2 separate regions of the Homo sapiens genome follow, and region 1 is linked to region 2. Evidence: read pairs that join two places in POLR2A ChIA-PET (ENCODE). Cell type or tissue: MCF 10A. All regions are shown on one strand. Links, peaks and the distances in the headings refer to the core of each region. The heading gives the core; the rest is flanking DNA.

Region 1 (16,817 bases), core at 3,775-11,774, 64 kb before region 2:
AGAGCAAATAGATAGTTAACCACTCTTTAAAACAACAATGGATGTATACTTCTCTGGCCTCAGCTCCCGTGGGGAAGCTCCAGTGCCAGTCCCTGGGTGCTTCACCATTTTCAGTTAGTTCCTAAACCTTGTAAACAGACCCTTCACTAAATTCTTCCTAGTTAACCCTTTGAGAATGAAACCATTTCCTGCCAGGACTCTGACAGATACAAAGAACCCACAGCCGACTGCTGGGTGCGCGGCAGACCTGGTGCATGGCTCCACACTGCCATCTTGGGGGCTGGCACAGGCTGGCAGGCACTGAGTCTGGGGAAGGGAGCTGGGGCTGGAGGTGTGGAGGGGAAGACCGTGCATAGTTGCTTCCTGATCAGCTCTTTATTTGATTGAGAGTGAGGCAGGGAAGATTAGAGGGAAGCTTACAGTGGAATTCAGGGCTGAGGCTGCTATTCTTTTGCTCCTTGTAACTTCCTACAGTGTTGTCAGCATCCACATACTTCTCTGTGGGGTTGGTCTCAGAGCCAGGTTACCTTGTCTTAGGTCCAGTGGCACCCTGACTGGCTTGGTGTCCTTGAACAAGTTACCTAACCTCTCCATACCTAAGTCCCTCAGCTGTAAAATTAAAAAAGAAAAAAGAAGAAGAGTACCTACTGCATAGCATTGATTTGAAGATTGAATGAGCTGGTATTATACAACGTTTAGAAGCAGTGCCTGACACGCAAAAGGCTCTCAACAAATACTATCCTTTACTAATATCCCGTGTGTCTGTATCAGAGCTGGGGGGGTGGAGGGACAGAAAGAAGTGGGAGAAGGTAAAGAGATGGGCAAATGATCTCTAAAGTCTCTCTGGCACTAACACAATTCTTTATTATGTGTTTTGTCTGGCTCTTTATATTGATAGCTGTTCCAGAGGCAATCAATACCTATTAGTCGGTTTTATTCTTATTTTGCTGTCTGATCTTACAGGGGAGCAAACTGAGGCAAAGCATGAACTTACTTCTCAGGAAATTAACCATTATGTTGGCAATCGCTGTGATTATTTGAACAGCAGCATCTGGACAAATTTAGTCACATGAAGTACAGAAGAGAGATTTCTCATGGTTAAAACGAAGCTCTCTTTATTTGCTTCTGCTAATTAAAAAATCAGAGCTAAAGATACTTAAACACTACAGTTAAAATGCCATGGTTGTCTATTGGCTTAATGAATTCTCTTATGAAATCAACTCTAAAATGTTATCCATCATAAATCATGAAACACAATTTTTCTTATTCTCTTTAGAGCTTTACAATTCATCTTAAAGACCAGTGTTTACACTCTCTTCTGTAGGTTGTACAATAACCTTTGGCGAGAAAAAATAAAAGTCTGGCTTTCTGACTCATAAGTGTGTTCCCTTTAACAGAAAAAGAAAATATGTCCTCTTTAAAACTGATGATCATTGGTCACCTCAATTTTATTGAAGTTCACTTCTGACCTCTTTAGATGTAGTTCTCTACATAAAACTTCCCAACAGAATTCTCTGTCTGAATGCCTCCTCCACAAACAAAATTTTAAGAACTAAAATCATCATCTTTCCTTCCAAATGTGCTCTCCCTATGTCCCCAGGGCTCTCTATGTGTAGAGCTGAGACCATTTGCCACTCAGTTTCCTCACCCAATTAATTACAAGTCCCAACAATTTTCCTTTTTTTTTTTTTTTTTTTTTTTTTTTTAGACGGAGTCTTGCTCTGTCACCAGGCTGGTGTGCGGTGGTGCAATCTCAGCTTACTGCAACCTCTGCTGCCTGGGTTCAAGCGATTCTCCTGCCTCAGCTTCCCAAGTAGCTGGGATTTCAGGTGTGTGCCACTACATCCAGATAATTTTTGTATTTTTAGTAGAGAGGGGATTTCACCATATTGGCCCAGATGATCTCAATCTCTTGACCTCATGATCTGCCCACCTTGGCCTCCCAAAGTGCTGGGATTACAGGCGTGAGCCACCATCCCTGGCCCAGTTTTGCCTTTTTAACATCCCTCAGCTCTTCAAATCCATTTTCTCTTCTCTAACACCTCCCCATTCCCCAGCTCGTAATGAACTCTTAAGTAGATTACTACAATCACTTCCCAAATGGTCTTCCTGGCTCCATCAGCCTTGTGACCTTCAAGTTCATTCTCCACATGGATGTCAAAGTAACTTTCTAAAATGAAAATCTGACCACGTTACTCTCTTGCCTAAATCTGCCTATGGCCGCTGTTAGGATCAAGTCTAAACTCCCGACCCTGGAACATCAGGTCTTCGTGTTCTGTTTACTGCTTCTCTACCTCACCTGCAACCAACACCACTCCCACATCCATATTCTGCTCACCGTGTATCAACATGAACAGGAGGTGGGTGTTTCAGTCCCCAGGAAGACACTGGGCCTTTTCAATCATCTACTGCTGTGTAATAACCACCCCGCAAACTGACCACATGATTTCATTTTGCAAGGGTTCCTTCCTTGGGCTGTGTTCAGCAAAAGGGTTTACTGAGCTGGCAGGTCCAAGATGGCCTCACTCACAGGACTGGCTGTTGATGGGAGCCTTGATGCTCTTGGGCTCACCCCTTATCCTCCAGTAGGTTAGAGCTTCTTACAGTGGTTTCAGGCAGCATCTGAAGACAGTAAAAGCAGAAGCTCCAAGGCTTCTTACATTCTAGCCTGGAAAATCACATCACATTGCTTCTTTCATATTTTTTTTGGCAAATCAGGTTGCAAGGCTTGCCCAGATTAGGGTAAAGAGGCTCCTTTTCTTTTCTTTTTTTTTTTTTGTTTGAGTCAGAATCTCGCTCTGTTGCCCAGGCTGGAGTGCAGTGGCGCGATCTAGGCTCACTGCAAGCTCTGCCTCCTGGGTTCACGCCATTCTCCTGCCTCAGGCTCCCAAGTAGCTGAGACTACAGGCACCTGCCACCACGCCCTGCTAATTTTTTTTTTTTTTGTATTTTTTAGTAGAGACTGTGTTTCACTGTGTTAGCCAGGATAGTCTCCAACTCCTGACCTCGTGATCCGCCGGCCTTGGCCTCTCAAAGTGCTGGGATTACAGGCGTGAGCCACCGTGCCCGGCCAAGAGGCTCCTTTTCTTGATGAAAGGAGTAGTGAAGTCACATTGCATGTCCTTGCAAAGGGACATGCAGACCACATTAGAGAGAATATGTGCCTGTATTTTGCAATCTGTAACATGGGCATAAACTAAATGTTTTCCAAAGGGAATAGGGCAAAACAAAAAGGACCTTGACCACTCCTTTGGCCCTGAATAAATCCAGGAAGCCTAAGAGTATGACTATCCTGAGGTAGAAAGAGGGTCACATGCTGGATAAGAGGTACCTGGGCTCTCCAGTTACAAGAAGAGAGCATGGTTACATTTATAATCACCATTCCCAACATGCTGTGAGTGCAGGCAGCTACCAGGAGGAGAACAAAGGAAATAACCAGGACACCCATCTCTAAACCTGTTAATTTAATCACACAGAACACTTCTATTTAAAATTCCCGAGGGTTAAGATGTAAGAATGCTTATCAAGGTAAATGCTGTTCACACTGCTTGGAGTGTCAGGCCTAGATCTCTATCCATCAGAAACAACAATATCAATAACAACAACAGCAACATGATGATGGGGCAATTTCTGAAAAGCACCATGTATTTTATCGATACATGTCCGTTGCAGAAAATCCAGGTGAATCCAAAGAAGAAATGAATGTCTTCCACAATCCCATAGCCCAGAGCTAACTAACCACTATAAAGAACCCAGCGTGGTTTTAACTAATGGATCAAAAGATGCTCATCAAAGGCTCTGAGCTTTCCTGAGTGCTAACAGGAAACATCCAGCATCTCTGGTCTCTCCAAGGCTGCAGGTGTCTTTGCCCATAGTGCCTGTTTTGTGTCAGGGAAAGAATCAACCTGGGAGCCAAGCCCAGGAATCAGGATGACCAAGACATACTGGACAAGGAGGGAACAAACCCATCCAAGGACACTCAAGGACAAATCAAGCAAATGAATTTAAGGGAGACCGGCTCATGGTCTGCTTTGCTGCTCAGCATGGCTGGGAGGCACAGTGGAAGATCATGCATCCTGCCCCTGGGACTCCTGTGCCAGAGCCTGAGAGCTTTCTCCTGCCCACAGGCTAGGGGTAGGACAGTTGGAATTGATCCATGCCTTCTAGCTAGACTGTGGGTCCCCTCAGTCTTGGGCATGGTGACAGCCCAGCATCAGACAGAGGTCAGTATCAAACTAGAAAATTTAATAAATGCTGTCAGATTTGTAGACCCAAGAAAATATAAACTGCCAATCACGGAGGAAAAAAATCTCTCAATGATCTTATCTTTATATGATTCCCTTGCTGCCTGGAAATTGACATTTCCTTGGGGATAATCTGGTCATAGGATTGGTGAAGGTGGAAGGGAGGCAACCTCCGAAGGTGGGGCCCTCTGCTCACCTGGGACAGGGAGGGCCTGAGGTAGGTGTCTGTGTGGGCTGGGGAGGAGGATGGGAGCAGTGCTTCTAGATGTTTCCACTTTTTCCTCATTAGATAATAACGAATGGGTGATTTCCCTAGTCACTGCAGTGTGAGGAAATCTACAAAATTAATTTCCCAATACACTTTACAGGATAGGTGGAGAAACCCATGAAGCACAACTGCAGTGGGTTATAAAAAACGGCCTTTCGAGTTGAGCAATAAATTCGTTCGAGCAGCCATTCTGAAGGACAAACGTGGCTCTGTATTTAAGAGGGGCATTCCAGCCCTTCTCTAGCCACTGGGTTGACAATGACTCACCAAAGCCTCTGGTAGCCACCACAGGACACCCAGAGCATATGTTTTAAAGCTGAACACCAAACTGCGGACTTCAGGAGTAAGTGAACTGACTGGTTTTTATTTTGTTTTACTGCTTTTAACATTACAGTAACTGTTACAGGTTCCAGCAGGCTAACTGGGTGGAAATGAGTTTGGTTTCACTTAGTCTCTCTAAAGAGAAAGCAAGTCCGTAGACTAATACCTAATAAAAGCAAAGCTCCCAACAATTGAAATTGCCTGGGCTGCTCTGTGTGTCCCACATGCATGGGTGTGGGTGCCAGTGTGTGTGCGCGTGTGCATGCATGTGCATGTGTGTTGGGATAGAGTGGTAAGAAAATGGGAAATAATAAGAATGTTCAGTCCATAGCCTTTCATTATAAAAAGGTGAGCTGTAATAAATACTAGTGCCACATTTAGCCAAAACTTTACTCCAGCCAAAGGTGATATTTTCATGATAACATCCTGTGATTGCTTTGTTCTTCGTCTTTTATGTTCTTCCTAGATGGGCTCAGAACATACAAGAATTAAGCACACATCTTATTTTCCAGTGATAATGCTACCGGCAAATTCTGTTGTTTGTATAAACATCAGCCATGTTTATATAACTAAACTGGTGTTTTGTTTTGTCAATTCAGCAAGAAATTAGACCAAATGGTGGCTTAATGCTGCATTGATTTGGCTATCAATTTCTTTTCACTTTTCTGCAAAATATTTAATACATTATTAAATTGAATTATGCTGACGCCACAGTTGTTCTTATCTCAATTGTCTTAAAATTCATTTAATTTTTTTCCTTTGGTTTCATTATTCAAATTTTAACTTCAGTTATCAAGATTTTATCTGATGGAAGAGATGGAGTCCATTACTAAGGACTCCATTGTGCTCCATCATGCCAGAGTTGTAAAATAGATCTTTTAAAGGAAATTTACTGTGATTTTTTTCTATTTAAGAGCTTCCTCTCCAGTTGAGCATGTAAGAAAATTATACCAGGAGAATACAGTAAACTCTATGAGGCAAGCTATAAACATGTAGCATTGTGATTAGGGCTGGTTCTCCTTCTAGAAACATGGTAGGATTGGAATTTCATACCATCCTTGAAGTTAGAGACAGCCACGTGACTCATTTAGCCAATGAACTGTGAGCAGAATGACATGTCACTTCCAGCAGAAACTTTAAGAATCTGAGAGACAGTCATACGTTTTCCATGTGCTGTAGCCTTATACCCAAAGCCTGGGTCCCAAGTGACCATGACAGGCAGAGCTCCCTGTTGAGCCACAGAGATTTAGAGAATGGCTGTTAACACAGCATAATCTAGCCCATCCTGACTAATCTGATATTAACATGTATAATAAAGAATTCTATCAATGCTGAGGGAAGATGATTAGTTAAGGTCCTAGGTTGCAAGTCTCAAAACCTCTTCTAAGGATTGTAGACAGGAAATTAAATGACTTCTAGTCCCTAGAGTTCCCAATCTCCTACCATCCCATCCTAATATGACAGAAGTAATTCCTGAGTTGCTTCTGAAACCAGAGCTTCTCTCAGAACCCTTAGCCTGCCAGATGGCTTCTTGGAGAGCCCTCACTCACTTTTCTCCTTCTGCTATTGCTGCTCATTCATTCCAGCTTTTAAAAATTCATCTTTATCCAGGAACCTCGCTTCTAGAAAAGTCAAACCGGTGCTTCCAGGAGGCTACAGCTATCGAGCAGTGACCTTGCCTGTCATGTTCAGCCCTACATCTCAAACTCCAAGCACATGGCGGTCACTCAGTTAATATTTATTAAATATTGAACACTTCTTTTTCAAAAAGCAAATTTCCTTTTGAGTATTCAGCTACTGGTAGATTAAACATGTCCTCAAAAGAAACTATTTGTAATCACGCTAATTAATTAGAGGAAAAAAGGTAAGAGAATTCTAGTTTCTGAATAAATTAACTCATGCTAAGTCATGTCCTTTACTCATGTTACCTGAGGTACACAAATATAATGTAGAGTAAAATATATCTCAAGTATATCTTGATTCTAACTGCAAGAGGATACCATTATTGTGTAGTCACAAACTCCAAAAACTATGTAAATTTGTATCCTCAGCTTCAGCAGTAATTCTATGACTTACCCTAGGCAAGCCTGAACAGGTCTCTACAGCTTAGTTTCTTGTTTTGTTAAAGGGATTTAATACAAGCTTACCTCACCAAGATGCTATGTAAAACAGTTTCTATTTATTGCAAGTACTGTATGATTTTTGTGTCTATTGGTGTGGAGCAACACACTCATTACATGATGGCATCAAAAATTTTGTGCCACTAAGGATGCCAAATTCTTGGAGATACTAGAGGGATTATAGTGCATATGACTAATTAATTTTGGGGATTGTGTTGCAGTTACATCTAAAGACAAACTTGGAATTTAGGCTGAAGAATTGTCTCAAATCATTTTAAATTGTGTTTTTAGAATATGACACTTAAATATCTCAGGATAGCCTCAAAACTTCAGTAGAAAATCGGGGAAATATGCCTAAATATCTCAGGATAGCCTCAAAACTTTAGTAGAAAATCCGGGAAATATGCCTTATAAGCTTATAAAGTTATAAAATTTATGGTTTTATGTATTATATAAATAGAGCATTGCAGACACATTCCTTATTTTGAAATAAAAAAACCTTCTGATATTAGCATTCATTTACTTAAGACCCTGTGGAACTCAACAAAGCAATAGAGCTGGAGAAAGGATTGCTAACTTATCCAAGATATAGTTCTGATTCTGAATGGATACTATCCATCTTTCTCAAAGAAACTGGGACTTGCAATAAATATAGTTTGATAGGATGCATTATGTAGAGTTTTTTCAAAGATTTTAAAATGTCAAAAGAGCCTTATAATTACTTTACTATAAGTAGCCATAATACTGCAATAGAATTCAGCAAAATCAATCATTTAATTTAATTTATAAAATTAAAATTTTTGTTTACAAATATAAAATAGGTTTTTAAAATTCTGAAGTCATCAAAATGAACTAGCTTTCTGACTTGAATCGAGTCATCTAACCACACTGTATCAGAGATTCCTCAATTGCAATTCAAAGGAAATGAAATAATTCAGTGATTCTCAAACATTTGGGTCAAGGATACCTTTACCCTCTTAAAAACTGAGGACCTCAAAGAGCTTAATTTATGTTTATGTGGATTATATCAATCATTATTTACCATATTAGAAATTAAAACTATCATTAAGATAAAAACTGAGATACTTACTAATTTATTTAAAAATAAGTAAATATTCTATTACGTTATAAGCAGTATATTTTATTTAAAAAACTATATTTTCCAAAGATAGCTTTTTTTTAAGAAGAGTAACATTGTTTTACATTTTTTCAAACCTGTTTAATGTCTAGCTTAATAAAAGGTGGCTGGATTCATACATCTTTTTCTGCATTCATTCTGCTGTGCATTTATTCATGTTGTTTCGCATTTTGCATTTATTCATGTTTTGGTAGAAATATTATGAAGAAAATTTGGTCGCAAACAGAGTATATATTTGGAAAGGGATTTATGCCTTTAAAACTTTGATATTCATTTCAGATAATTGTTTGTTGCTAATATGCTTATATCATCAAAAGGAAGATGTGCAAAAGGGTAGTTAATGGCATCTTGGGCTGCTGTTTTTAGAATAAGAGAAGAGGTCTTACTCAGCTCAGTAATGCTTGTCTAGAGAGTGCCTGGTTTCTTTTTTCTTTCTTTCTTTTTTTTTGAGACAGAATTTTGTTCTTAATGCCCAGGCTAGAGTGCAGTGGCGCAATCTTGGCTCCCTGCAACCTCTGCCTCCCAAGTTTGAGCAATTCTTCTGCCTCAGCCTCCCGAGTAGCGGGAATTACAGGCATGTGCCACCACACTCAGCTAATTTTGTATTTTTAGCAGAGACGGCTTTTCACCGTGTTGGTCAGGCTGGTCTCAAACTCCTGACCTCAGGTGATCTGCCTGCCTCGGCCTCCCAAAGTGCTAGGATTACAGGCGTGAGCTACCGCACCTGGTCCCTGGTTTCTTTTTAATACTACATGGAAATTTCACATGTAGTAATGTCTTAAAGCCTAGTTGCTTTGTGAAATCTGAAACATAGCAATAAATTTTTTATATTAAGATTGAAAAAAAATCCATATCAAAGAATAACATGTTGGGAATGGCTTGAAGAGACTAATAGAGATTATGCCATCCTTTAGTATACCACTGCTGAGTGATAAGAGGAGGCAGCGGACAAAACTATGGGAAGAATCCAACAAGTCAATTAAAGTTAATGATTTTAACCCACCCCTCTTAAATACTGAAGGAATAAGCCTACCAAAAAATATAATCAAAACTATATAACATGATCTGATTAATAAACTAAAATTAATAAAGGAAGATATAGAATCTTAACAGAGAATACATATTTTTCAAAACACATATGGAACAGCCACAAAAATCACCATGAATGAAGTCATAAAGGAAACTTCATATATTTCAAAGAATTCATGAAATGGAGATTATGTTATTTCATCATTATAGGATTTAATTAAGAATAAACACTAAAGCCGGGCACAGTGGCTCACGCCTGTAATACCAGGACTTTGGGAGGCCGAGGCAGGTGGATCACTTGAGGTCAGGAGTTTGAGATCAGCCTGGCCAACATGGTGAAACCTCGTCTCTACTAAAAATACAAGAATTAGCTGGGCGTGGTGTTGCATGCCTGTAATCTCAGCTACTCAGGAGGCTGAGGCAGGAGAATCGCTTGAACCCGGGAGGCAGAAGTTGTAGAGAGCCAACATCGTGCCATTGCATTCCAGCCTGGGTGACAAGAGCAAAACTCTGTCGCGAAAAAAGAAAAGAATAAACACTAAAAAGATGGATTTTTTAAAATCTCATAACTCTAGGAATTGAAAGTAATTAACATCCCTTGGATTAAAAGGGGGAAATTAAAAAATTCTTTAGGCTGAATGAATACATTTATCAAAAAACAAGAAAGATTGAGAAAAATAAAGCAAATATAAAGCTCAAAGAGCTAGAAAAGGAAACAAAGGAATAAATATATAGAAACAAGATGAGACAAGATTATACAAGTAAGAGAAAATCAATAAAATGGTAAAGAAAAAATTAGTAGAGATAATTTAACAATCAAAACCCTATTTCTTTGAAGAGATTTTTTAAATGTACACGTATCTGACAAAGTTGATCAAACAAATTGTGATGGTTAATTTTAGGTGTCAGCTTGACTGGATTAAGGAATACTTAGAATACTGGTAAAGTGTTACCTCTGGTGTGTCTCCTCTCAGATGTTTCCAGAGGATACTGGCATGTGAGTCAGGGACCAAGCAAGAAAGTTCTGCCCTCAATGTGGACAGGCACCATCCAATCAGCTTGGGGCCTACATAAAGCAAAAAAACTCTCTCTCTCTCTGTCTTTCTCTCTCTCTCTCTCTCTCTCTCTCTCATCCTGATTAATACAAAGAATATAAGAGACTAAGAAATTAAAATTCAACCCCCAAAAGAGAATCACCTATAGAAATAGTAGTGATTTCAGAAATAATAATGAACTATATAGCAATAATATTGAAAAACTTCAATGAAAAAAGAAACAAATTTCCAGGAATAATTTGCCTGGAAAGTAGAAAACTTGAATTGCCTGTTAGCTATGAAATTGATTTCTAATCACCCATCAGGCCTCTGGTGCAGGTAATGTTTGTTATGGTCAAAGTTCTTTATTCTAGTTAAGCAAATCCACTCTAGCTATTATAATCTGAAAATACTTTATTAAGAAATGTATGAGGCCCAGCATGGTGGCTCATACCTATAATTCCAGCGTTTTGGGAGGCCTAAGAGAGCAGATCATTTGAGCTCAAGAGTTTGAAACCCACCTGGGCAACATGGCAAAACCCCACCTCTACAAAAAATGCACACAAAACGTTAGGCAGGTGTGCTCGTGTGCGCCTGTAGCCCAGCTGCTCGGGGACTGATGTGGGAGGATGGCTTGAGCCCGTGGAGCGGAGGTGGCAGTGAGCTGTGATCAGTGCCACTGCACTCCTGGGCGACAGAGTGAGACTCTGTCTCAAAAGAAAATAAACAAATAAATAAATTTTAAAAGGAAATGTATATATATCACAGAAGTACTAGAAAGACTTAAGTAACAGACTCTGACTTAGTTTCCAAGAATGATCTCCAAAACCCAGCAGGACTGAACAACTAAGAGAACTGCAGCCACTATTATGATCAGGAATTTGCCACCAGCAGTACTGGTTTTAGTATCACACTGCCACTGCCACAATCTATACTATAAAACCAAATGTACTGTACCCTGTTTCCACATAATTCCATCTTGAATCAAAATCTCCCACAAGTGAATATTATTAACAGAACCTAAATTACATTCAGAATCCTAACTGCTAGAGAATCTAAAACATGTAGATTTTACTTTCAGTCTCTATATGTTATAAAGCAGTTGGAACAAGATTGAAAAAATAATCTACAGGATCAGATTGTTTTAAAGATGGGTTCTTCAAAACTTTCCCAGAAGAGCTAAGTCTAGTTTATACAAAGTGTTCCAGAAAAAAGAAAGTGAAGGACAGCTGCACAACTCATTTTAAGTCTTCGACTCTCAACTCATTTTAAGAAGTTAATTATAATCTTCAGACAACCACTGGATTAGGACAGTACAAGAAAAGAAAGTTATTAGCTACTTGTTAGCCGTAAGTGAGTTATTAGCTCACTTTTGAGCAAAAATGTGAAATTCTAAATAAATATTAGCTTATTTCAACCATGTTTTAATAAAATATGGCAATGTAAATTTTATTCCAGAAATGTAAGGAGGTTCGTCACCAGAAAAGATATTAATATAATTTATCACATTAGTAGACTAAAGGGGGGGAAATGACTCAACATATGGAGAAAGACCATTTGATAATGTTTAACATCTAATTATGAGATATTTTAAAGTGTTAGAAAAAACTATGAATTAAAGATAATTTTTTAATTTGACAAAAGCTTTTTTTTTTTTTTTTTTTTTTGAGATGGAGTCTCGCACTGTCGCCCAGGCTGGAGCACAGTGGTGCGATCTCAGCTCACTGCAACCTCCACCTCCTGGGTTCAAGCGATTCTCCTGCCTCAGCCACCAGAGTAGCTGCAACTACAGGCACCCGCCACCACTCTTGGCTAATTTTTGTATTTTCAGTTGAGACGGGGTTCCACAATGTTGGTCAGGCTGGTCTCGAACTCCTGACCTCAGGTGATCCGCCCACCTCGGCCTCCCAAAATGCTGGGATTACAGGCATGAGCCACCACTCCTGGCCTTAACAAAAGCTTTTAATAAATATCTATTAGCAAACTTAGGAAAAAAAATTGTGACATATCATCTTTAGGGACAAGAAAGAGTCTTGCATGGCTTCCATTGAATATGGTGAGGGGTTCTCAGTCAACACAGTATTTTTTCCTTCCGAAAAAATGGGAAATATAAGGATTGGATAGAATGGACGACCCAACCCTTTCACAGTTTGCAGATTATTAGATCTTATACTAGAGGACCCAATTGAATCGATAGACAAACTATTAGAACTAATATGAGAGCTCAGAAGGGCTGTGGAGATGCAAGATTTATGATAGACAACAAAACAATAGTGAACACATATAGTATTTACTTAATTCATATATAAGACATTTTATAAATATTTTATGTATATTAATTCATTTAAATTCCATATAAAAATCAGTAACATTCTTCCGTATCAGCAGTGACCAACTGGAAATTAGTATAAAATGCAATTTCATTCACAACAGCAATAAAAACTACAAAGTATATAGGATATAAACTAATGAATGAACCCATCCTTTAAAACAGAGTTTTTCAAGCTCTATTAAAGGACATAAAACAAGATCTAGGTAAAAAGGAAAAAGTACCACATTCATGAGTGGGACAAATGAATACTGTAAAAATATCATTCTCCCTAAATCTATAAATTCAATGCAATTTTAATGAAAATTTCATGAGGATTTTGTGAAGAACTAGGCAATTAATTAGCTTATAAAATGTGCATAGAATAATAATAGACCACAAATAAATAAGATGAATTTTTTAAAAAGAAGAGCAAAGAGAGGGAACTTGTCTAGTTGAATATATTAAGACATATAAAACCATAGCAATAAAAATAGTATGATACCAGTATAGGAATGGACAAAAAAAATGATATAACAGAATAGGAAACCAGTAAACAAGCCTATGTTATATATGAGAATGAGGAATATAGTAGAAATTAGCATCATAACTCATAGAGGAAAGACACATTATTTAGTATGTGGCTCAACACATAGGAAAAAAATAAACCTAACTATGAAAGGCAACACTATGAAGTGAGTGAAATACATGAAGCTTTCTTTGTGAACTTGGGATGGGAAAGGATTTTTAAACAAGACCCAAAAAGTACAAACCTTAAGGGTGTGTGGTGGAAATTGATGGATGTGATCATGTTAAAACTGAATATTTCTATACAAAGAAGATATGATAGACAAACTTAACAGGCTGGTTGCAGACACATTAGCAGGAGATATTTTTAAAGTGTAACACTAAAAAGTGATTAACATTTAGACCATATAAGGAACTACTAAAATCTACAAGGAAACTCAAAAATTGAACAAGGACTAAAATAGACAATTCATGGGAAGGGAATTCTAAATAGCCAAAATGTATATGAAGAGATGTTCAACTTCACTTGTAATCAGAGAAATTCAAATTAAGTCAACAAAGAATCGCTAAAAATTACAAAGTCAGCTAATACTAAGTGCTGGCTAGGATGTCAAGAAATCAGAAAACTCATGCACTATTGATGGGAGTGTAACTCACAATACCTAGTGAAATTAATTATTCATATAATTTGTATACTTATCATTCCCTCACCTGGGTTTATATTGTGTACAAATCCTTAAGGGGATATTTTGGAGTGTGGTATCCTATCATTATTAGTGTTAGCAAGAAGTTAGAGGCAGCTTCATGTCCATCCCTAGGGAAATGGCTACTCAGAATACATAGCATGTACACACAATGGGATAAAATACAGGAAGAAGTAGTTAACCATTTTTATATGTAGGAATGTAGATGGATCTTGGAAATATGGAATTAATTCTATAGAACAAAACAATTTTTATATATTCAAAATACACATATACACAGAAAACAACCATATGTTGTATCTCAGGGCTGTATTTTCAGATGCCTAAGGAAACATATTGGATATATTAATGTGTATATCTCTGATGGGAAAGATGATGTATATGAGAATGAATAGGACAAAGGGGAAAGAATAATGAAATAAAACAGGGGCATTGTATGGACTCATAATGACGATGGAATCTGAAATCTGTGTATTTGAGAGCGGTATGACTCACAGATAATGCATGTGTGTCCTAATTTGGGGAGGAATATTTAAGTAATGTTCTCAACAAAAGGAAGCACTGGTTTTAAAACAGATTCTGGGAGGATTTGAATGGCCTTATGTAGAAGACAGATGGATACGTGATTAATACAAATTCTTGCTTTAGGTATTTTCCTCCCTCAGAAGTGTTGGAAATTAATCTGAAATTAATTTGCCTCCAGCAATCAGTCTAGGAGAGGAGTAGAAATTTAAAACCATGGTTATTTAATATTCAAAGAGAATGGCTCTGTAAATCTGGAAAACACAAATAACCTGACAAAAGCTTGTTTTTTATTTAGTTTCATGTAATCTGTCAGGCAGTAGTTTAAAAAGTATCAGGTTTTTTTCTTCTGGTATTATTTCATTGCATGTACTCACTGACAAAACCTTTTATTTATCAGTAAAATGTTCCCTATTATTCATTGTTATGCAAGCAATATACCACAAATCACTGCATAGCTATTTTTAAAATTTTATTATTATTATACTTTAAGTTTTAGGGTACATGCGCACAACGTGCAGGTTTATTACATATGTATACATGTGCCATGTTGGCGTGCTGCACCCATTAACTCGTCATTTAGCATTAGGTATATCTCCTAATGCTATCCCTCCCCCCTCCCCCCACCCCACGACAGTCCCCAGTGTGTGATGTTCCCCTTCCTGTGTCCATGTGTTCTCATTGTTCAATTCCCACCCATGAGTGAGAACATGTGGTGTTTGGTTTTTTCTCCTTGCCATAGTGTGCTGAGAATGATAGTTTCCAGCTTCATCCATGTCCCGACAAAGGACATGAACTCATCATTTTTTATGGCTGCATAGTATTCCATGGTGTATATGTGCAACATTTTCTTAATCCAGTCTATCATTGTTGGACACTTGGGTTGGTTCCAAGACTTTGCTATTGTGAATAGTGCCGCGATAAACTCATGTGTGCATGTGTCTTTATAGCAGCATGATTTGTAATCCTTTGGGTATATACCCAGTAATGGGATAGCTGGGTCAAATGGTATTTCTAGTTCTAGATCCCTGAGAAATCGCCACACCGACTTCCACAATGGTTGAACTAGTTTACAGTCCTACCAACAGTGTAAAAGTGTTCCTATTTCTCCACATCCTCTCCAGCACCTGTTGTTTCCTGACTTTTTAATGATTGCCATTCTAACTGGTGTGAGATGGTATCTCACTGTGGTTTTGATTTGCATTTCTCTGATGGCCAGTGATGATGAGCATTCTTTCATGTCTTTTTTGGCTGCATAAATGTCTTCTTTTGAGAAGTGTCTGTTCATGTCCTTTGCCCACTTTTTGATGGGGTTGTTTGTTTTTTTCTTGTAAATTGGTTTGAGTTCATTGTAGATTCTGGATATTAGCCCTTTGTCAGATGAGTAGGTTGCAAAAATTTTCTCCCATTCTATAGGTTGCCTGTTCATTCTGATGGTGGTTTCTTTTGCTGTGCAGAAACTCTTGAGTTTAATTAGATCCCATTTGTCAATTTTGGCTTTTGTTGCCATTGCTTTTGGTGTTTTAGACATGAAGTGCTTGCCCATGCCTGTGTCCTGAATGGTATTGCCTAGGTTTTCTTCTAGGGTTTTTATGGTTTTAGGTCTAACATGTAAGTCTTTAATCCATCTTGAATTAATTTTTGTATAAGGTGTAAGGAAGGGATCCAGTTTCAGCTTTCTACATATGGCTAGCCAATTTTCCCAGCACCATTTATTAAATAGGGAATCCTTTCCCCATTGCTTGTTTTTGTCAGGTTTGTCAAAGATCAGATAGTTGTAGATATGTGGCATTATTTCTGAGGGCTCTGTTCTGTTCCATTGGTCTATATCTCTGTTTTGGTACCAGTACCATGCTGTTTTGGTTACTGTAGCCTTGTAGTATAGTTTGAAGTCAGATAGTGTGATGCCTCCAGCTTTGTTCTTTTGGCTTAGGATTGACTTGGTGATGCGGGCTCTTTTTTGGTTCCATGTGAACTTTAAAGTAGTTTTTTCCAATTCTGTGAAGAAAGTCATTGGTAGCTTGGTGGGGATGGCATTGAATCTATAAATTACCTTGGGCAGTATGGCCATTTTCACGATATTGATTCTTCCTACCCACGAGCATGGAATATTCTTCCATTTGTTTGTATCCTCTTTTATTTCATTGAGCAGTAGTTTGTAGTTCTCCTTGAAGAGGTCCTTCACATCCCTTGTAAGTTGGATTCCTAGGTATTTTATTCTCTTTGAAGCAATTGTGAATGGGAGTTCACTCATGATTTGGCTCTCAGTTTGTCTGTTATTGGTGTATAAGAATGCTTGTGATTTTTGCACATTGATTTTGTATCCTGAGACTTTGCTGAAATTGCTTATCAGCTTAAGGAGATTTTGGGCTGAGATGATGGGGTTTTCTAGATATACAATCATGTCATCTGCAAACAGGGACAATTTGACTTCCTCTTTTCCTAATTGAATACCCTTTATTTCTTTCTTCTGCCTGATTTCCCTGGCCAGAACTTCCAACACTATGTTGAATAGGAGTGGTGAGAGAGGGCATCCCTGTCTTGTACCAGCTTTCAAAGGGAATGCTTCCAGTTTTTGCCCATTCAGTATGATATTGGCTG
Region 2 (16,817 bases), core at 3,768-11,767:
GGCTGTAAACAAGTTAATATAATCATAGTATGATATTTGAAACAAGGGGAACATTTTTATTCTCTCGAAATCTGCTGTGGTCAAATAATACCTAAAGTATTGTTTTTTAATTCTATGAGCTACAGTTTAATGAGGATATTGTTGCACTTGGGCTTAACCAGAGAAGGGGTTCCAGCATAAGGCATCAAAATAAGAAATGGTAGAAGGAAAAATAGTTCATTTAGTCTAGAAAAAGCAGAAAAGCCCTGATAATTGTTTCCACAAACTTAAATGATAGTCATTTGCTTAGTGTCCAACATAATATTTTTAATCCTGTAGAGTAGAATTGTTACCTCCATATTATGGACAGGCAAACTATATTTTGAGAGGTTATCAGTAATGACGGATTACTGGGAAGCTAGGATCCTGAAATCATGTTGTCACAGGGTGAACCCCAAAATTGGGAGGCCATGTGAGTTCTTGGCTTCATGTAGGAAGGAATTCAAGAGTGAGCCAACAGAGTAAAGTGAAAGTAAGTTTATTAAGAAAAGTAAAGGAATAACAGGGTGGCTATTCCACAGGCAGAGCAGCAGCATGGGCTGCTTAAGTATACTTATGGGTATTCCTTGATTATTCACTAAACAAAGGGTGGGTTATTCCTGTGTTTTCTGGGAAAGGGGTTGGGAGTTCCTGAAACTGAGGGTTTCTCCCCTTTTTAGACTATACAGGGTAACTTTTGGATGTTGCAAACTATCATGGCACTGGTGGGAGTGTCTTTTAGCACGCTAATGCATTATAATTGGCGTATAATGAGCAGCCAGGATGACCAGAGGTTGCTTTCATCGCCATCTTGCTTTTGGTGGATTTTCACTGGCTTCTTTACCACATCTCGTTTTATCAGCTGGGTCTTTGTGACCTGTATCTTATGGAGCCAGTCCTGCTCACCTCCTATCTCATCCTGTGACTAAGAATGCCTAACCTCTAGGGAATGCAGGTCTCATCCTCCAAGAAACCAGCCCCTATTCAAGATGGAGTTGCTCTGGTTTGAACACTTCTCACACGATCTTCATGCCTCCCCACTCCCAGTGAATTCCCTGGGAGACATCTATATGTAGAGGACAAGCTTAGCCAAATGCAAGCTTTTAAAATTAACTGGAATTTTGCCCCCAAACCCCAAAGCAGTTTACTAGTATCTAGGCCAAATAGCTAAACAGCGCCTTTTCCTACCTTTTACTACAACTGTTACCCAAACCTCAGCTTTATGGTTCTTATGATTCCAATGATAAAGTAAAGAAAAACACAATAAGCAAAAGGAGAGAAAATAGGAAACTGATTACTTATGCTTATGCAGTCTTATTTATTTTTATTTTTTATAGAGACAGGGTCTTGTTATGTTGCCCGGGCTGGTCTTGAATTCCTGGGCACAGATGATCCTCCTACCTTGGCCTCCCAAAATGCTGGAATTACAGGCATGAGCCACTGCTCCCAGCCATATACAGACTTATTTATACCTCACATGATAATACTACTAATGGACCCTAGTAATGTGGACTAATTACTGCTCTTGGATCTGCCCCCTCAAGTCAACACATCTCCTCTTTCTTGAGGATAGAGAGAAATGGGGAAGAAAAGAGTCTTTAGCATCCCCTGGAGGCCAAGAAGCTAATACATAATTTAACAGGGATTTGAACCCAGGTGGGGTGGATTCCACAACTGTTACTGCCCACTCAAATAACCTCTATTCCCCCAAATCAGTAGGAGGATAGAAACAGAATTACAGCTAGATAAAGTAGGTTTCTACCTGTAGGGAACTTCTGGCTTTATGGAAGGGAAGATTTTCTGAACAATTTGGATTTTCTAGAGATAAGAGTGTGCTGGCTCCCAAGTAGGAACTTCTCCCGTGATTAGTTTTAAAGAAATAGATGGGGCCGGGCATGGTGGCTTACGGCTGTAATCCTAGCACTTTGGGAGGCCAAGACAGGCGAATTAGTTGAGGTCAGGAGTTCGAGACCAGTCAGCCAACATGGTGAAACCCTGCCTCTACTAAAAATACAAAAAATTAGCCAGGTGTGGTGGTGCATGCCTGTAATCTCAGCTACTCAGGGGCTGAGGCAGGAGAATCACTTGAACCTGGGAGACAGAGGTTGCAGTAAGCTGAGATAGTGCCACTGCACTCTAGCCTGGGTGACAGAGTAAGACTCCATTTCAAAAAGAAAGAAAAAAAAAGAAAGAAAAAAGAAAGAAAGAAATAGATAGAAGTCCATTTGTCAGAAAGTTCTGGAAGGATTCCTGCATTTGACAGGAAGTTGGAGCTTTAAGCCCTTTTCCACACTAAGATTCTGTGATTCCCAGATCATTGGCAAGCAGTTCTGGTGCTGTGTTTCTTTCAATCTGTTTACTCTTTTCCTCTGTGATCACAGCCCACTTGCAACTAGAAGGCTGAGGGATTTGAAAACCACTCGTTATACTTAGGCAAACTCCTCTGGAGAAGTGTTTTAATTTGAGATACTTAGTGTTTCATTGGCTTTCAGGGACAAAACTTGTGGAGAGGAAGAGAGAGAACATACAAAGAGAACAAGCGCTCAAGTGAGCAGAGCTACAGCAGCCTCATGACTGCCATCAATCTTAAAGCGGAAATTGCTGAGGTGCAGTAAGAGGCAGAGCATGATGGGGAGGGAAAATCTAGGCAAATTTCCTGCATCACTGATGTAGATTTTCACTGGGTGACTTAGTTTGAGGGGTTAAGAATTCAATGGCAGTTACTGATGCTATTCCACCGTACAATATGGAGTACTCTGTTCAACAGTTTACATGCATTATCTCAACTACCCCTCACAGAGATCTAGCATGCAAGTACTGTCACTCTCCCTTTTTCACAGATGAGGAGCCTTGGGCTTAGGAGGTAAAGAAACTCGTCTGAATTTCCCTACTGATTAGTGTGCAGATCAAGCACAGGTTTGATGCCAAGGCCAAAGTAACCAAGTTTAGGAACTATATATAGAGAGAGTGTGAGGCGCACACACACACACACACACACACACTCCTTACCTATTAGTACATATAATTTGGGTAACCCTGAAAATGAGTCTGTAGAACTAATTTCTGCATAGGAATTATATCATTTAGGTGAATTTTAAACATCAATCCAAATTAAAAAGCATTTTGTTCTGTTGATGAAATTCAACCTTAAACCATGAGAAAAATCAAGATCAAATGACTCCTATAGTACTACTGTTGCAATCATTGGCCCTCAGATGTCTTCATGGTTTGGGGCGAGCAGAGAAGAGTGTGACTAATACAAGGCATAGGTGGAGACTTTCCCTGTATTGCCAGAGACTGCCTACTAACAGGGACTTCTGACCCCAAAGCATTGTGCCATTCATTTGGCAATTCATCATTTATTTTTTGGATGTTTCTCTTATTTTTTTGAATTTTACATAAAATATTATATTGTCATCTAATTTTCTTTTCACCTCTCTATAGGCTGGACAATGTTCTATAATTTTGAGTCCCCTACAGTCCCTAGACAGTCCCTCATATTATTTGACTTTTTTTCCTTTGATGTGAAAGAGCAATGCTCAGTGTTCTTTTGAAAATTTTTTTTGCCATTGGAATTGTCAAAGTAAATACTGTTCTTAGCCTTCTGTTTAAAAGTTCTTAGCTTTTCTAAATGCAGGCATTATCTAAATTGTAAATGGGCCTTTTCCAAAAGTTATTTTGTATATTGGTTTTTGGAACTCTCTAAAAATAATATACATATCGGCTATGTTTCCAAATCAAACTACACAAGAGCTATTCAGCCCATCACTTATGTGAAGTAAGATGATCCCCTAAACTACCACAAAACCAAATATTCATGTATAACACAGTTGCCGTGGGAAAGCACAGATATGCAGATGTATGTGTACCGCACCCTCACCCCCAAGACTACCCACCCTCCCTGCCGTTGTGTGTGCAGGGAGACTCTTCCCTTCACTTCCCTAGGTTTCCAGTTGTTGTTCTGGATCTAGGCACTACCAGAACAGGGCTGTGTGGCAAAGGAGAGTTGAATTCTTGGGTCCCAAATCAATGACAGAGGATTGATGAAATCAGAGGTGATGGAGGTGACAGAGTCCCATTATGGGGGCCTCCCTGGGACTTCCAAGTGTTGAGATGAGGTGTGCCTGCAAGATGTCATTTGTTTCTTTTTGTCCCTTTCCTTGTTCCTTTGTTGCTGCTGAAAGGAAGGGAAAGCAGAGGATCAGCTGTGGGAGTTTTTTTTGTTTTTGTTTTTGTTTTTTTTTTTTTGGCAGGGTCTCACTCTGCTATCCAAGCTGGAGTGCAGTGGCGTGATCACATCTCACTGCAACCTCAATCTCCTGAGCTCAAGCAATTCTTCTGCCTCAGCCTCCTTGTAGTTAAAAAATGTTTTTTTAGAGAGACGGAGTCCCACTATGTTTCCCAGGCTGGTATTGAACTCCTGGGCTCAAGCAATCCTCCCACCTCGGGCTCCCAAGCTGCTGGGATTATAGGCTTAAGCCACTGCACATGACGAAGATTCTTACAGTTGTAACAAGATGGAATTGCCTCCCCTCTCCTTTGGCATATACTAGAGGGTGATGAAAATCCTGGGAGGGAGCTTTGACTAAGTAGCGCCTTAATAGAGGTAGAAGGAAAAGATTTCTTCCTGTAAATCCCTGTACTCTTAATTCCCCCCAACTCCACACACGCTGTGATGTGACAGGTAGAAGAGGGAGAAATGCATTTCAGAGATTGAACTGGGAATTGGAAATTCTAAACATCTGTATGTTGGTAGCAGCAAGGAGAAATGAAAGAAGAGAGGAAGAGAAAATATTAGCAGAGGAGGGGACTAACATGTCAAGAAGAGAGCTATTTAAGACACACTTTTCCTGTCAAATAGAAGGCAAAACCCAAGCCAAGGCCCTCAAATCATAATTACATAAATGCCCTTATATTTTCTAAGAAAAGTATGTTTTAAAACTTAAATGATGAAATCCGGACGTGGAATTTTCTGTGGGTAACTCCACTTTGTGTATGTCAATTTTATAGTCTGTTAAATGTTAAGTGGCCTCAGAGTACAGGGAAGTGGAGGAGAGGCCAGACTGCCTGAGGCCATGCTCCTCTCTGGAGCTCAGATCTAACAGTCTTCTGTTTTATTCACTTCTCTCTCATTATTTTCCTGTCTGCAAGGTATGTAGATGCATGGAAATTGGGTCTGCTTCTGGACCCCCAGGAAGCATGGAAGCAATGATTGTAGGGGTCAATGTGGGAAGGGGAGGGAGCAGGGTCCAAGCAGCCTCCCCACAGTCCTAAAATGAGCCTTCCCTGGGCCATCAGGTGTGTAGCCTAAGGTGGAAAAGCTAGTCAGAAAGAAAAAGGGCTGACCCCTGATAGAACTGTCACCTATTATTTCAAAAATCTGTGATTGATGAGCTCTGCCAACCCTCACTAAAATGAACAAATAGACTACTCCAGATATATATTTTATCTTTCATTGTCTTCCACAAGTATAGATTTAACTATGCTTTTGGAGCCAGAAAAGTATTAGTAAAAAAATAATGGGTAAAAACAACTGGAATGAAAACAACTTGAATAAAGATTTGACAAATACATCCCTGGACTCTTAACATCATTTCTTTTACCCAATTCTCTCTAAAGTAAAATCAAATATTTCATTAATAGGAGTGAAACAAAAAACAATAAAACGACCCACAAAATTAAAGATGGATTTTTTTTTTTTTTCTTGAGACAACGTCTCCCTCTGTCGCCCAGGCTGGAGTGCAGTGGCACGATCTCGGCTCACTGCAACCTCTGCTCCCAGGTTCAAGCGATTTTCCTGGCTCAGCCTCCCAAGTAGCTGGAATTACAGGCGTGCGCCAACACTCCCCCGGCTTTTTGTATTTTTAGTAAAGGCGGGTTTCATCATGTTGGCGACGCTGTTCTCGAACTCCTGGCCTCATGTGATCCGCCTGCCTGGGCGTCCCAAACTGCTGGGATTACAGGTGTGAGCCACCTCGCCCGGCTAAAGATGGCTTATTTAAAGCTAGTAGTGAATTAATTCAGTTCCTAATTGAAACCTAGGTTTTAACAATAAACATTTGAATTTTGTTCAAGTTTTCTTCAGGGTACATTATATTATGAGACAGCATTGCTTTTTCACAACGAAACGTGACCATGCCAGAAAATAAAATGTTGCCTTCTTTACGGGCTTCCTTCTCCTTGTCAAACTTTGGTAGCATAGTCAGAAACAACTGAAAGGCAAAATACTAAAACATACAGCTCCAGTAACTTTTTTTTTTTAAGATTCTAAGCCAACAGTTTTTTGGAGCCTGCGGGAGGGGGGCGAGGAGTGTTGAAAGGGCCCTACTAAGCTGAGGTCGAGCCAACAGTGAAGCTTCAAAATTGTCAGCAGGCAGAGTCTCTGGAGAGGCAAATGAATAGGCTTAACAGAAGTCCCTTGCCCTGCAAAAAACGAGGCAGGTGCTAGGGGGGTGGACTTTTTGGATAGGATGGAAACCGGGACGGATGAAGTCTTCTCTGGTTAGAGAGGAAATTTGGTATTAAGAGAGCCTCACTGAATCCCAATAATAACCAAACAACTGGTGTTGTCCAGGGCACCGGCTGGAAAGTGGGAGGCAGGAAGCAGAAAGGCTCAAGCTCCTTTCCCTGAGTCGGTTCAGGATTTTAATTTCAGCCAATGTTTATTGGGGCACGGTGTTAAGCACGGTGATATCAAGCTGAATAAAACGTGGTCTTGTCCTTGAAGAGCGTATAGTTCAGTGAAATGGCTTTAACATTCCTCGTGGGTTTTGATAACTTTTATCCTGGGAGTTGTCAGGGAAGAGCTGCATCTAAATCCATCCATACTTTGGTAAAGATTTCAAAACAGAGGAAGCAAGATACGGGGCGACGAGGTTGGAGGAGAGATGACGGCAGGGGCCGGTGCCAGATTTGGGAGCCGCCAACGCCGGGCTGTGCTGGTGCTGCATGCTGGCAAGGGGCAGCCAAGACCGTGCTCCGCGCGGGCACCCTCGGGCTCGGTCCCAGCAGCTGGCAGTGCCGTGCGGGCGGACTGCGGTGGGCCTGGCAGGGGCCGAGCGTAGGTCCGGAGCAGCTTGCGCGGCCGGCGCCCGCCCCCAGGGGGCAGAGTTCCCGGGCTCGTGCCTGCGCCGCTACCTGGGGCTCAGGCCCAACCGCTCCCCGCTGCGTCCGCGCCTTCTCTTTTCCGGTCCTCTCCGCCGGCCGGGGCTCGGCTGAGCTCCAGATTTCCCCACCCGCGGCCGCCGCCAGGGGACAGGAGCCGAGGCGCGGCAGGGCACCAGCGGCGGGAGGCAAGGTTGGGGAGGCGAGGGCGGTCCGCGTGCGGGGGCGGGAGGGGGCTGGGGGATTCGAGGGACGCGGCAGCCCCGCCCCCGCCCCCTCCTCTTCTCCGCTCCAAGCCCGAGAAGCTGGGGAGCATGGACCAGACCCCGCAGCGCTGGCACCATGACGCTCGCCCGCTTCGTGCTAGCCCTGATGTTAGGGGCGCTCCCCGAAGTGGTCGGCTTTGATTCTGTCCTCAATGATTCCCTCCACCACAGCCACCGCCATTCGCCCCCTGCGGGTCCGCACTACCCCTATTACCTTCCCACCCAGCAGCGGCCCCCGAGGACGCGTCCGCCGCCGCCTCTCCCGCGCTTCCCGCGCCCCCCGCGGGCGCTCCCTGCCCAGCGCCCGCACGCCCTCCAGGCCGGGCACACGCCCCGGCCGCACCCCTGGGGCTGCCCCGCCGGCGAGCCATGGGTCAGCGTGACGGACTTCGGCGCCCCGTGTCTGCGGTGGGCGGAGGTGCCACCCTTCCTGGAGCGGTCGCCCCCAGCGAGCTGGGCTCAGCTGCGAGGACAGCGCCACAACTTTTGTCGGAGCCCCGACGGCGCGGGCAGACCCTGGTGTTTCTACGGAGACGCCCGTGGCAAGGTGGACTGGGGCTACTGCGACTGCAGACACGGTTAGTGGCCTCGGGGCGGCCGCGGAAACTCCGGACGGGCTCGGAGCCAGTGAGGCTTGGGGCCGGCGTACAGGTCTCTTGGAAAAAGTGACGGGGTGTGTGGGGTTGTGGGCTTGCGTTTGCGGGCTGTGATGGTGGGCTGCAGCTGGGTTACCAGTAAGGTATACTGGTGCTGCAAATCTAAGCCAGCCAGGTGTGCTTGTGTGAAGGTTGTCAGGGGTGACAGTTCTATGCAAGGTGCTGAGCTCTGGGTTTCTGAATTTGCTCTGTCCTCTGGCCACTGTGTGTGTGTGTGCGCTCGTGTATTGGGTGACAGTGTGCTTTGGGCGTCTGTTCTCTAGATTAGCTTACGTTGAGTGGGTTACCATATTTACATTAAAGAGGCATAATTACTTGTTCTGGAAAGGGAAATGTTACATTAACGTGGCAATCAATAACCTTCCCTCCATTCTTTAGACTCCGATTTTTAAAAATGTGGTAAAATTTTGCCTTAATTTAGCTGTTGACCTCTGTTTTAAAAAGTATGGCAAAATTATGTGGCCAAAATCAGCCATATTCACATACTCCAGCTCAGTATGGTAAGTATCATCAGTGACTGGAAAAAAAGAAAGGGAAAAGAGATGGGAATACTACTATCTTGGTGAAGTAGCAACTTAATATAGTTATACACAGTTTTCCAGAGCCATTACTTAGCTTTATATGTTTTATCAGGATTAGTTGGTAACATCAGGAGATAAAGGTGGCAAAATGTTTTAGGTTTGTGGTAATAAAAGCATCACACTAATAAATTTAATGTAAATGAATAATCCAGCTTTGAACATTGCTTCATTTTGAATTGTTGGGATTTTGTTGAAATTAGGTTTTTTTTTTTGTTTAAAAACTGAGGAAGAAAAAATATCCTCAAAGTTTGAATTTCTTTTCAACAAAATATTTTTGGCAGCTTTCCATTCACACTGTGGGGCAAGGGTTTCCTGAATTGAGATTCTGAATCATATTGTACTTTGTACTTTTTGGAGGTAACTTGGAGGTTATCTGTCACAATGTCATTCATTTCCTGGAGAAATTTTATTTATCAGTACCTTCAATTGCATTAGTGCTTTGAGTTAAGGAAAAGTGATAGGAAGGTTAAGATCAATTATCCTTTATCCTCGGGAATGAAGTCATCGCTTTACTTGTGTTTCATGAACAGAATGCCAATGTAGCTATAAAAAATTTGAGGTGATGTCAAACAAAGAGTGCTAGCATTGTCTCGTTATTCACCATAAGAGATTATAGTAAAATCTTAGGTTTAGCAAACATTGACTTTTTTCATCTTCATATTATTCTTAGTTTTATAAATAGATAAGAGCAGAGAATTATTAGAGAATGAATGTGTAGGAGAGAATATACAACTTCTCTTTAAGTACATAAGCACAGACTCAAGAAAAGTAATTTAAAGTTAAAAAATGATAGTGATCTGTTGCTCTCTTTCTGACATAACTCAGCCTTATGTTTCAGACATGGAGAGTAACTTGTCCTTGGATTTCCTGCCACCTCACCTTCTTCAGTTGACTAGAAATGTAAATCTTTTGAATGCCTTTATGTTCCTAGCTAACTCTCACCAGACAAAATCCCAAATACTGCATAATAGTTATTTGTACTTCCTGGAGTAAAGTGATTGAACAAAAGAGAAACAAAAGAAACCACTCAAGATGGGAGATAAATGCCCTTCCCACCACCACAAAAAAATAGGAAAACGATCAACTGTGTAATAATGAATTACTTTCACAGACTCAATCTCATTCTATCATTTACTTCTCCAGTCTGCTTGGGCATAACCTATAGCTTTGAGATGAGTGGCATATTCTGAACGTTACGGCTCTCTTGGTCCTACATTTCAATTAGGGGTGTGAACAAAAGTATCATGGAGTGGTGAAAAGAATATTGAATTGTGCTTTAGAAAACACTGGTGTCTGTTTTGGCTCTGCCAGTAGCTGTGCACTGTTGGGTAAGACTCTTAACTCTTAGAGCTTTGGTTTCCTCATCAGGAGAAACGCAAGTTTTGAGTAAATTAATTTAAAAGACCTTTGCAGCGCTGAGCATGTACGCAAAACAACCTGGCCTGATCATAGTAGCTAGGACTTACTGTGCATTCATTCTGTGTTGGATGCTGGACTGAACATTTTATGTGCATTTTCTCATTTCATTCTTTTATTTTTATTTATTTATTTATTTTTTGACAAGGGTCTTCGTCTGTCACCCAGGCTGGAGTGCAGTGGTGCAATCTCAGCTCACTGCAACCTCCGCCTCCCTGGTTCAAGCGATTCTCCTGCCTCAGCCTCTTGAGTAACTGGGATTACAGGCACCTGCCACCACGCCCGGCTAATTTTTGTATTTTTAGTAGAGATGGGGTTTCACCATGTTGGCCAGGCTGGTCTTGAATTCCTGACCTCAGGCCATCCACCCGCCTCTGCCTTCCAAAGTGCTGGGATTACAGGTGTGAGCCACCGCTCCCGGCCTCATTTCATTCTTGTAGCAACCTTCTGAGTGAGTTCCTGCATTTTACTGATGAAAATATGTGAAGACATATTATGAGGAGTATAGGAGAAAATAGGGTTAGATATGTGTATTTTTACTTCACAGCTGATTTTGCTGTATTTCTTTACTTACATATACACATGTAGAAATATCTGCATTGTGTAGTAATCCTCATTTTGTAGTTTATGGACTAGTCTAACAGGAAGAAAGGGAATTATGTTTGGCCTGATGCACATGATTTACAGTCTCTTATGCTTAAAAGATATCTGGTATCTTTTTCTTTGTTTTTTTTTTTTTTGAGATAGGTTCTCTCTCTGTCACCCGGGCTGGAGCGCAGTGGCGCAATCTCAGTGCACTGCAACCTCTGCCTCCTGGGTTCAAACGATTCTCCTGCCTAAGCCTCCCAAAGTGCTGGGATTACAGGCAAGAGCTACCATGCCCGACATATTTTTTTCTTTAAAGAAATCCAGGGCAAAAGAAAATAACAATTTACAGTAATGTGATCCCTCCTTTAAAAAATACACTGCTGGCCAGAGTCACATATTTCATTGCATTGAGAAAAATGAGGAAGTTGGTGTCTCCATGGTGAAGAGTTGATTGAAGCCAAGTTGAAGGGGCAGGGTGGGGACCTCAGGTGAGCCAGGGCTGGGCGTGGATGTTCCAGTGGCTCAGATGTCAGAGAGCAGGAAACATGATACCTGGGCCCTGGTTTTATGAAACTTGCAAATTAATACTAAAGAATCATTCTAGGGCTGGGCGCGGTAGCTGTCGCTTGTAATCCTAGCACTTTGGGAGGCTGAGGCAGGTGGATCACCTGAGGTCGGGAGTTCGAGACCAGGCTGACCAATGTGGAGAAACCCCTGTCTCTACTAAAAATACAAAATTAGCCAGGCATGGTGGCACATGCATGTAATCCCAGCTACTTGGGAGGCTGAAGCAGGAGAATCGCTTGAACCTGGGAGGCAGAGGTTGTAGTGAGCCGAACTCACGCTATTGCACTCCAGTCTGGGCAACAAGAGCGAAACTCTGTCTCAAAAAAAAAAAAAAGAATCATTCTGGCTATGGGAATACACTGAATCAGCCCAGGGAGCTGGTCTCATTATGAGCATTTAGAAACACCTTGGGACTTGTTAAAATGCAGATTCCTAGACTGTAGCCCAGGCTCTGAGTAATTCTCAGTTCTGGATCAGGAATGGAACATGCATTTCTATTGAGCAGTCAAAGTGATTTAGATGCTGAAAACTCTGTCACAGTCAGGCAGAACACATGGAAGGGCATTAGAACCCACCTAAAATGTATAGTGGTAGGTGATGATATAGACTAACTGAGCCCACCATTCTGTGACTTAACCCTGTTAGGCTTTAGGAGCAGGTGTAAGGCATGCCAATGTTAACTTTTTGTGTAATTTTAGAAATGACACTTCTGGTTTTTTATTTGACCAGTGTAAGATAGTAATAACCTAGTTCACTGGAATATGGTTATTTTATTTTTATTTTTTGAGACAAAATGCATTTGTGCCATCTCAGCTCACTGCAACCTCTGCCTCTCAGGATCAAGCAATTCTCCCACCTTGGCCTCTGAAGTAGCTGGGACTACAGTCCAGCTAATTTATTATTATTATTTTTTGTATTGTTTGTAGAGATGGAGTTTTGCCATGTTGCCCAGGCTGGTCTCCAACTCCTGGGCTCAAGTGATTCTCCCGCCTTGGCCTCCCAGAGTACTGGAATTACAGGCATGAGCTACCATGGCTGCCCAGAATATGGTTATTAATTGAATGTGAGCTAGGTTATTTTTGCATTTCTACAGGAAGAATTAACAGGCAACTGATTTCCCCCAACAATAGCTTGTGACCCAGCATGGTGGCTCATGCCTGAAATCGCAGCACTTTAGGAGGCTGGGGCAAGGGGATCACTTGAGGCCAGGAGATAGAGGCTGCAGTGAGCTATAGTCATGACACTGCACCCCATTCTGGGCAACGGAGGGAGACCCTGTCTCTAAAACAAGCAAAACAAACACAACAAAACACGATAGATTGCAATAACTTAGTGTTTCCTGCCTAGGAGGGGCAGTCACTTTTCTAGTCTCTGGTTGGCATAGCAGATGGGGCAACTTGCTTGACACTGTGCTGAGAGCCTCCCTTTTTTACAAGCCAACCATAGGTGGCTGATGATTGAGAGGTAAAACATTAAATAAATGAGAAAGTTTTAATCATTGAGATTCTGGAGGAGAGGATGAGTCAAGAGATCTGACTTTTTGTCTTGTCATGCTCCTCTGTTCATGTGCACCTACCCACCCAAAATCTCTTGATTGAAATAGAGATAGAGGACATGTGGACCAAGTACTATTGTTTACAGGCTGTACTCATTGAATTCCATCTGTTGTTTGTAGTGAGTGTTAATTAAAAAGTTAGCTGAAAGCTGTCCCCCGCCACTTTTAAGGGCTACATCTTGGTTCTATGTAGCAGGTGCTGAAAAACATTTATTAGCAATACCAGATTTGATACATTTCCTGGTTGATTTTAAATATTGAGCTCAATCTGCTTTTCAGACTAAGGCAGATGTCAAATACTTAGATTTGGGGGCATTATCTGATTTCTTAACTAGTGTGCATATTTTTTTTTTTTTAGAGAAGACAATAAGATATCCCGTTACTATTGCCTTTTATGAGCTATTGTCCAGGGGTGTATATTTACTTATGTGGTCACTGTCTGTGTGTGTGTGTGTGCATGTGTGCATGCATGCACACGCATGTGTGCGCCTATGTGTTAAGACACCAGTCCCCAACCTTTTTGGCACCAGGGACCAGTTCTGTGGAAGGCAGTTTTTCCGTGGACCTGGGGGATGGTTTCATCAGGCATTAGATTCTCATAAGGAGCATGCAACCTAGATTCCTTGCATGCACAGTTCGCAATGGAGTTCGAGCTCCTAGGAGAATCTAATGCTGCTGCTGATCTGATAGGAGGCAGAGCTTAGGAGGCAGAGCTCAGGTGGTAATGTGAGCGATGGGGAGTGGCTGTAAATACAGATAAAGCTTCACTTGCTCACCTCCTGGTCACCTCCTGCTGGGCAGCCTGGGGGTTGGGGCCCCCTGTGATAAGATAACCTATGTAAAAGTAATTTGGTTTATAACTGAAGGGAAAATGAAATATCCAGTAATAAGGTACTACTCACAGGTACCTGCATTTGATGGATATTATGCAGATACTAAAATAATTATTGTAAATATTATATATATATATATATAAATAGGAAAGTGTTTACGATAGTGTTTAGGGGAAAGAAGGGTATGAAATTTATATATAATACATTATGACTGTGAAAATAAAGATGCTTTTGGAAGATTTGGAAGAAAACATGATAATTATGAATTTGGGTGTGGATGTGTCTTGAATCAATTTGGGTGGTTTTGATAGCAAAGAATAGAAAACGGAAACAATAAGGAGGCTTATTGTTCCTATTACAAGAAGTCCATGTGATGGGCAGACTCCAGCATGGTACACTTCTGTTCCTCTGCTACTTTCTTGGCTCCTCTATCCTCTTCAGAAGCGTGGCCTTTATTCTTAGGCTGGTGGTTATTCCAGGCTTCACTTAGAGATAGAACAATCTGCAGAAGGAAGAGAGCCCCTCTGCAGGAATGTCCTTTTGAAACAAGGAAACCTTTCTGGAATTTCCCCCACAGACTTCCACATTTCATTTGCCCAGACTGGATCACATGTTCCTTCCTGACACTCTTTGGAAAGAAATGTACAATTACCATGATTACATAGATTAGTTAGCTTAACCTCTGAATCATCTGGGGATTCAACTGGCAAGGAGGAAACAAGGTAGTTGTTGATCAGAACCAAAAGGGTTTGCTAAGGAGTATGGTTGGGACTTGTCCTTATATTTGGGAAACTTAATGCAATTAAAAAATAACAGTAAGTAATTTATAAAGTGCTGTAAAATGTTACATTCATTTTTTTTTAGTCATATCTGGATGAATAACATTTAGACTCTGGTTTGGTTGACAAAGCATATTTCCTTGTCTTAAGATGCTATTTGCAGGCAAATATTATGACGCATTTATATCTGAAATGAATAATTCCATAATTGATGAGAATGCTGAAGTTAGTTCATTTATTAAGTAAACATGATTATATGATTTAATTCTAATTTTGAAGGTTTTTTCCCCCTGAATTAAATTTTAAAGAAAGCAGTCCTTTGAAGCCTCTCTCCTTAGCTGCATAGTAAATAGGCATTATATGAACAATTGATTTAGACTGATGTTTACATGGTTGGTCTGTTGTCATTAGAAACTAAAGAAGTGTTTATTTTTGCCCCTTTAGCATCTTCCTTTTCCAGGGCAGTCTCCTCTTCCCCTCCTCCTCCTTCTTACAAATCAGTGCAACAATATTAATAAAAAAATTATTGTATGCAAAACACTAAAGCAATGATATTTACCCCCCTACAAGCCACACATGCACATTTAGCCTCAGTACTTTTTATTAGGATCAGCAGAGGGGATACAAAGTGTAATGCTGGTTCTTCTAACAGGGTAAGGATAGGTTTCATTTATTCCTTAAACATTTACTGCATTCACACTAGGTGCAGCATTTATAAAGATGAATCAGAAATTCACCTTTGTCCTCTGGTTGAGGACAGCCATTTTCTGGGTGAGGTGTCAGAAGAATAATAAGCATTTTCATTACCTTCCCTGTGGTGCATGATCTGGGAGACAAGAAGATTATTGTTTGGTTTCAATTTCATCACTCACTGCTATGCAATAAAATGGTAATACCCATACCATTTGTTTATGTGTAGATGGTCTGGGGACACACAATTTGTGAAAGCTTCTGTTGAGGTTATATGCATGTATTGTTAGCCTACTATAGCTTAACCATGGACAGAGTCATCTTTTTTTGTTTGATATCATATAATGTTTTAAACTAAGGAATAATTTATAAGATTTATAAATTTCTAATCAGCACACTGTAAATGGGTAGAATTGCTAACTTAGGGGATGCACTCTCATTTTGAACTATACCAACTGATTTTTTTTCTCAGCATTTAAGTTGTTGTATACATGAATAATAAATGAACAATTAGTATGAATTATAGATGTGAACTAATGGAGGCAAATATAGCTCAGTTGGATCTTGGTTCAGGGGAATGCCTTGTATGTTAAAAATGATTTGATTCATTTTGACCTGGGATGACTTGAATAAAATATACTATTTAGCAAAGATATAGCAGGTTTAATTAACAGGTAAATATAATTATAGATGAAAATAGTATAACTTAGTACTGTAGAATATAGTGAAGAAAGAAAATAACATAAAAATTAACCTAGCATCCCCTACTGTACTTGAAAAATTCAACCAAGAGTCCCCCAATTCAGTTGTTTTCAGGTACTGTAATTTTTTAAATATATTTTATAATTGATAGAGAATGGTCATTTAGTATATTTTTATAGTGTTGCATTTGGTATAAGACATAGTATTATATTTAACTTAATGTCAAATATGTGTACTAAATTGTTCAACATGTAATGGTTTTTTTCTATTCTTTTGAATAGGTCATAAATTGAAATTTCTGTATCACTCACAGCTTTAAGTGTACTTTTTGTCAAGGATCTGAACACTAGCTGGATGTTGCCAGTATGCATTCTTTCTATTCCACTAGAACAATAGAAATGACTAAAACTAATTATTTTATGCATCTGTAAAGTTCAATAATAGACAAGAAAGGATTTGTGTGAAAACGTGAAGTTTTTTTTTACTCTTTTATCAAACTGTGATTTTTTAAAAAAAGATTTTAAAAATATTTATTACTAGTTTTATTCAGAAAACACTATTGGGGTGGGTCTTTGTTTTTACTGCATTTTCTTTCTCTTTAAATTAAGGAATGCTATTTTATAAGTACATTTTAATGAGGGGTTAACTAAATAGGCAGGCATGCATTTTTTCCCCCCACAGGGTCTTTCTTTGTTGCTCAGGCTGGAGTATAGTGGCACAGTCATAGCTCATCGTAACCTTGAATGCTTGGGCTCAAGCGATCATTTGCCTCAGCCTCCCAAGTAGCTGGGATTACAGGCCTGGGCCACCACGCCCAGCTAATTTTAAAATTTTTTGTAGAGGTGGGGTCTTGCTATGTTATCCAGGCTGAACAGGGATATCTTTTCATTTGCTTTATTTTGGAATAAGCTGGGTATATAGAATGAAGATAGTTGACTCATTTGGTTCCTTTTCTCCTATTTCTTTTAGGTTTCCTTCACATATGGAATATGGAAAGGAAGGTTGTTTTGCTTTTGTTTTTGTTTTTTGTTTTTTGAGACAGGGTCTTGCTCTGTCACCTAG

What was found. ChIA-PET counts read pairs that join two places held together with the same protein. Peaks named below come from ENCODE experiments on the same cell type or tissue, not always from the same donor. Only the 100,000 strongest peaks of a DNase experiment are listed, where the experiment ranks them.
Region 1: POLR2A ChIA-PET joins it to region 2 with 19 read pairs; 4 of 35 experiments call an interaction of 5 or more read pairs at or near these places.

What each region holds. Positions count from the first base shown.
Region 1 is chr4:118,407,707-118,424,523 of GRCh38, reverse strand. No RefSeq gene overlaps it. Among named protein-coding and RNA genes, the nearest start is that of PRSS12, 63 kb to the right of the region's middle. In MCF 10A, for the core only: no CTCF peak of the experiment used is centred there; a DNase peak (open chromatin) is centred at 6,963.
Region 2 is chr4:118,343,368-118,360,184 of GRCh38, reverse strand. It overlaps PRSS12 (serine protease 12), which reads left to right and starts at 7,182. Exons shown (of 13, transcript NM_003619.4): 1 at 7,182-7,966. The coding sequence starts at 7,465. RefSeq lists silencers at 6,956-7,215, 7,246-7,325 and an enhancer at 6,592-7,437. In MCF 10A, for the core only: a CTCF peak has its summit at 7,109 (motif pointing right); a DNase peak (open chromatin) is centred at 7,164.